Regions from separate parts of the Homo sapiens genome. Here region 2 is linked to region 1. The links are chromatin contacts, found by Hi-C or POLR2A ChIA-PET in ENCODE. All regions are on one chromosome and are shown on one strand. The core of a region is the stretch at or near the end of the contact, and the rest is flanking DNA. Distances in the headings are between cores, read along the strand shown.

The links. Hi-C counts contacts between places; a loop is a spot of excess contacts on that map. ChIA-PET counts read pairs that join two places held with the same protein, here RNA polymerase II (POLR2A). Pooled maps may share reads with other maps.
Region 2: a loop to region 1 is called in a pooled map, with 3 times the contacts of the local background. The contact joins the enhancer-like site here to the promoter of HIBCH in region 1. A Hi-C loop is called at or near these places in 4 of 50 pooled maps. POLR2A ChIA-PET finds 5 or more read pairs at or near these places in 2 of 52 experiments (CD8-positive, alpha-beta T cell and OCI-LY7).

Annotation. Positions count from the first base shown.
Region 1 is chr2:190,318,519-190,321,137 of GRCh38, forward strand. It overlaps HIBCH (3-hydroxyisobutyryl-CoA hydrolase), which reads right to left and starts at 1,308. Exons shown (of 14, transcript NM_014362.4): 1 at 1,198-1,308. The coding sequence starts at 1,232.
Region 2 is chr2:190,577,081-190,579,699 of GRCh38, forward strand. All of the region lies in intron 4 of NEMP2-DT (NEMP2 divergent transcript), which reads left to right. It also overlaps a transcript of NEMP2 not described here. Among named protein-coding and RNA genes, the nearest start is that of NEMP2-DT, 44 kb to the left of the region's middle. Within about 2 kb of position 1,296, at least 9 of the 41 ENCODE cell types and tissues checked have a DNase peak (open chromatin) inside an H3K27ac peak, as active enhancers do; they include CD8-positive, alpha-beta T cell, where a contact is called at or near this core.

The sequences.
Region 1 (2,619 bases), core at 58-2,557:
GGGCTGAGTCTGGAAAAGGCATCTCAGATCAAAGCCCCCAAAATGGTCCTGGCCTCACCTACAGAGTACTGCATCTTGGAACGTGGGGTGGAAGAAAGCCAAGCTGAATTGTGGAAATGACAGATCCTTTCCTAAGTCAGCTAACTTTAACAAACATGTCTTTCCAGTTTGTTTCTCTATTTGCTATTTGCTGACAACACTGAAAAAGCGGCAGTAACGATTACGTGTACTGATTTTCTTAGCATTTACTAAATCTCTCCATGAGCTGGTGCAAGGACAACTAATTTTAAGGTATTAAAAAAACAAACAGAAAAGCAACTCTTAAATGTATAACAAAAATTTACTGAGAATTAGGTCTGTGGATACAGTGTTAGACATCTAGACACTTTCCCCTGAAACTATTCTTCTTAAGTCAAGGAAACACCTCCATCCCTTTTCAGGAAACCCAGAAGGCAAACTCTAAGGCTTAAAGAATCCAGTAATTTAAGTCGTCCTTATTTTAAAGAAATAAGGACGGTTCTCCCTTCAAGTGGGCGCAGCTGCTACCTGGTATGACAGTACAGGGCCAGGCAGTGGGCTGTTTAAGGCGCATGCAGCCTAAAGATGATGGCTACCAGATTTCCTAGGCTGAGCTCAAAGCGCAGTGAGGGGTACTTTCAAAAAGTTAAACAATGTTTGCAAACATGCTCCCCCATGCCACGTTAAATGTCCCTCAACACTAGCCTGAAAGTTCCAAATGCCTATACTGACGCTGCAGCCATGCAAGAAAGCTGAATAAAATCACACCACGGGCAGAGAGAGGTGCAGCAACTGGCAAAGCACCTGTGTGTGCTGGCTGCACAAAACATGCCGCACAGTTCCGCTAAGCTAAATCTGTCCGTGTCCCCAGACTGCACCCAACTTTTAAGAAAGGAAAGAAACTGAGGCCAAAAGAATTAAAGTCGTGTGGGGACAAGCCTGAATTAAGAGCCAGAGTGGCAGAAAACCAGAGTGCTGCTGCAAAGAAGATGCTAGAGGGAGAAAGGAAAGACAGGGACGGGGGCTGGGGCTTGGGGAGGGCCAAGGTTGGGGTCTCACAGCGGCGCCTCTGAGCGCGACTCGAAACTTCGAGGCCAGCAGTCTCCACCCCCGGCCCTTTTCCCACTGTGGCGAGTGCCGCTGAAGAGCCTGCCCTTGGCCCCTCGCTCTCTCACTCACCTCGACATGAGCCTCCACATCTCGCGCTGCCCCATCGCCAAACACTCCGAAGCTAAAGCAGCAGAGCGAGAATCTCCCGGACCGTTCCAGCGCCTCGCGTGAGCCCCGCCCACCGCCGTCCTGCGCCGCCGGGCACAGATGACAAGTCCTCCAGGAAGCCAGAGCGACCGTTTCCGCTACGCGACGGGGAAGGGCGGGGCAAGAACGACGCCTGGAGGAAATAGTTGAGGGAGAGGAAGGGATCGGGGACCGGGCCAGGGAGAAGGCGGAGAGCGAGCTGAGGCGGAGCGGGAAGAGGGAGGATAGAACGGACTAGGGCGGATTCGCAGGAAAGGAGATTGCCCTCTAGAGGCTGTCTTAGCCCAAAGCGCAACCTGTTGTCTAGGCTTGGCCTGCCAATTTGACCAGCAGGGACTGATGTGAAAGACTTTTCTGGAATTTTAGTAATTTTTTATTAAAACGTAAACTTAGTATTCTTTGAGACTCAAGTAGAGGAATTACAGTTGATAAAGGACATCGATGTAGTTTATTCATTCCTAACCCAATACAGCCGAATTCCTTTAATATTAGGATTGAGACATTTTCATTTTTCTTGGGAAAAGTTACAGATCTCCCACTCTTCCTCAAAGACACACAAGAGTTGTCTGATTAAGACATAATAGATATGTCTTCCCAACTAAAGTAAAAGTTGCTGTTATCAGTGGAAGCATAATTACATTCAGAAAGTAGCTTACTCTTAAATGAAACCAACATTTAACTCAACTACTAGGATCCACTGTTAAATTGAGGAAAACGTTCCTCCGCTTCCAGATCCACCCAGATGTGTAGCAGAAGACATTTCATCGCCACTATTAAGTATTGACACATTTATCAGAAAGAAGAAATCCGGTGACAAATTTCAGAGAGGACACATGAAAGGAGTTATTCTTAGTACCTTGATATTTAAAGAGATACACTGTTGAGACTTTGATCAAAAATTACGTTGCTAACCTAGGTCAAATGTAATAACCAAATGCCCACTGAGAAGAGGACAGACAACAGACATCACAGAAGGAACTCCTTACCTGCAATTTGGTTTTTAACTGGCTACAGGACATCACCATCTGACATCACCATCATGCCTCATTCACTGCGCACAGAAATGAACCATTCATCTGACCTAGCATGGTTTACTGGAAAAAGCATGGGCTTTCCTGTTAGTCAGACTGAGATTCAAATCTTCCTTGCCGCCCTAGCTTCATGTGTGTGAAACCTGAGTCTCACAAGGCCTCATCGTTAGAAGGGCCCTGTGCTTGTTTTAATGCTGTGCTATTAATAATTTTTGAACAAGGAAACACAAATTTTCATTTTACACTAGGCCTGCAAATTATGTAATCAGTCCTACCCCTAGCACACTAATAGTTTAATGACCTTGAACAAATT
Region 2 (2,619 bases), core at 46-2,545, 260 kb after region 1:
ACAGACTGTGTTCGGGAATCAGTAAGTCCAGTGTGTAGATGACAGCGTTAGTGGGGAAAAATGGAATACAGAGTTGAAAGGTGTATTGGAGCCAGATTGTTAGGTTTTTGAATGCAAAATTTATATGTTAGGATGCTATTATTTGGAAAGTGGGGACTTACTCAATTTTTTTTAACATTAAAAGAAAATAATCAAATCTGTTTCTGGCTATTCACATTTTTTTGGTCCCATTGGTATCTTTTTTTAGATGGTACATTTTCAGTGAACAAAAACAGTATCTATTTCGCTTAATGTCCAGTGCAATGTCATAGATTATGTGTAATATTTAGGTTCACGTAAATAATGGCTGTTCTTAAAAATTCACATGTTCTTATTATGGAATGATTAAAGGACCCTCATTTTTCTTAATATTTATTTAGCTAAACTATCATCCTCCTCACCAAGGAATAACAAGAAAGCTGGGCAACTGTGGCAAATTATTTGCCCAAGAGGATCACTTTTAAACCCTAGTGAAGCTGGGAGCAGTGGCTCACACCTGTAATCCCAGCACTTTGGGAGGCTGAGGCGGGCAGATCACCTGAGGTCAGGAGTTCAAGACCGGCCTGGCCAACATAGTGAAACCCCACCTCTACTAAAAATACAAAAAGCCGGGTGTGATGGCGCATGCCTTTAGTCCCAGCTACTCAGGAGGCTGAGGCAGGAGAATCGCTTGAGCCTGGGAAGTGGAGGTTGCAGTGACCCGAGATTGCACCACTGCACTCCAGCCTGGGTGACAGAGTGAGACTCCATCTTAAAAACAAAAACAAAAACAAAAACAAAAAACTTAGTGAAGCTATCAGGTATTGGAGAGCATGGAAATGCTATAAACCAATACATTCTATATTTTATTGATACAGCATTTTTTCAATGTTTTGTCTACAGACAGATCCCAGGGGATTAACATATATTTAAATTACCTAACTTTCCAGTTGGACATAAACAATCTTATCCTTCTCTTTCATTGTCCTTTATATCTTCTGTGGGGTCTCCTGGGCTTGTGTAACTTGTCATAATGGACAGGATGTGAGGGATGCTACCACAGACAGACACCATATTGTAAATCTGAAGAATGGACAGAGGAAAACTTGCAACAGAATTAGAGGAAAGAAGAAATGATGGTGACTATTGCAAAGCCTGGAATGGTTCCCTTGGGAATTTAAGGAGGGAAAACAAGAGTTTCTGTAGTTTCCAGAAATAGAACTGCCTGCCAGCTTCCTTCCATCCTCCCTCTTAGCCTAGCTGCAGGAGAAGAACAGGCAGGCACATGCAGGCTGATGACTTTCCTGCTTGTGACAGCTCCAGATTACAAATGTGCAGAACAAGATTACAGTGCCAGCATTCCCAGGCCCAGGGAGCAAAGGCAGGTGGGCCGGGATGAGGTGAAGGAATATTAAAATAAAATAAAATAAGTACGGGTGATAATGAAAAGAAGAGGAAGTGTGGGGTAGTATATATGGTGTTAAGATGCTAGGAGAAGACTGAGGGCATGAGACAGAAAGCCCTGTACTGCCTGGGCGTGTATCTGAGAGATATGTGGGTGTGTTTGCAGAGGAAGTTGTGGGGGCATGTGTGTGTGCAGAATGTGTGTTAGGGAGGGGTTTTATTGGTATAGGAGTGGGAGGGTGTGTACAGCAGGGTGTGGAGTGCAGGGGTGGAGGGAAAAAAAAAGCGGAGGGAGGGAGGACTTTTATGGAGTGCCAGGAACACCCATTTCACAAAGGAAAATTGCCAGCTGCCAGCAAGTCAAATCTCCTTTGTGGGAACGGATCAGCTCCCCACAGTGGATTCTGGCCTCTGATCTGACCCCAGGATGTTTGCCAGATATTTGACCCCTGAAGGGAGGGACACAGTTTCTGGATTTTTACCACACCCTGATGCGTGCTCTTTCCCAGGGACTGATGTGTTTGCTTATATATTATCATAGTGTTGGTCACAGGGCAGCATTGTTTGGCAGACAGTCTAGTGAATAGAACTGTAAGTTAGAAATAAATACTTTCCAGTCTTGGTTTGTGTGTGTGTGTCCTTTTTGATGGCCTTTGAAACCCTACGATAGTACTTCTGTGCCTTGGTTCCCAATTTTTCTAGTAACAAGAAAGAAAACATCAGCTAGATAAGGAAATATAGTGTAGAATTAATAACTGCAATGAATACATAATTTTAAAGACACATGGGTGACAGATTTTAATCTAGTATGAGAAATAACTTCTACTAATTAGAATTGTTCAAAACTAGGAGAGGTTAGCATAAAATGTGATATGTGTCATATTATTCTACATATTCAAGTGGAGCGAAGATGACCAGTTGTAGGGTGTTTAGGGGGAATTCCAGCAGCAAATAACAGTATACTTAAGATGCCCGAAGAATTATGCAAAAACTCTGAGATGTTATGATTCTAGGACTATAGTGTGCTTAAGTAATACAGAATTATCTTGAATATTTAAGTGTTATAAATATGAAATAATCAATACACAAAATGACCAAGGAACAAAATGTCCACTGCATGATTAGCACCTTTATTGGGCAACCAAGATGTATGGCATATAAATGCAGAAATAACTTGGGGCCCAAGTCTTCCACAGT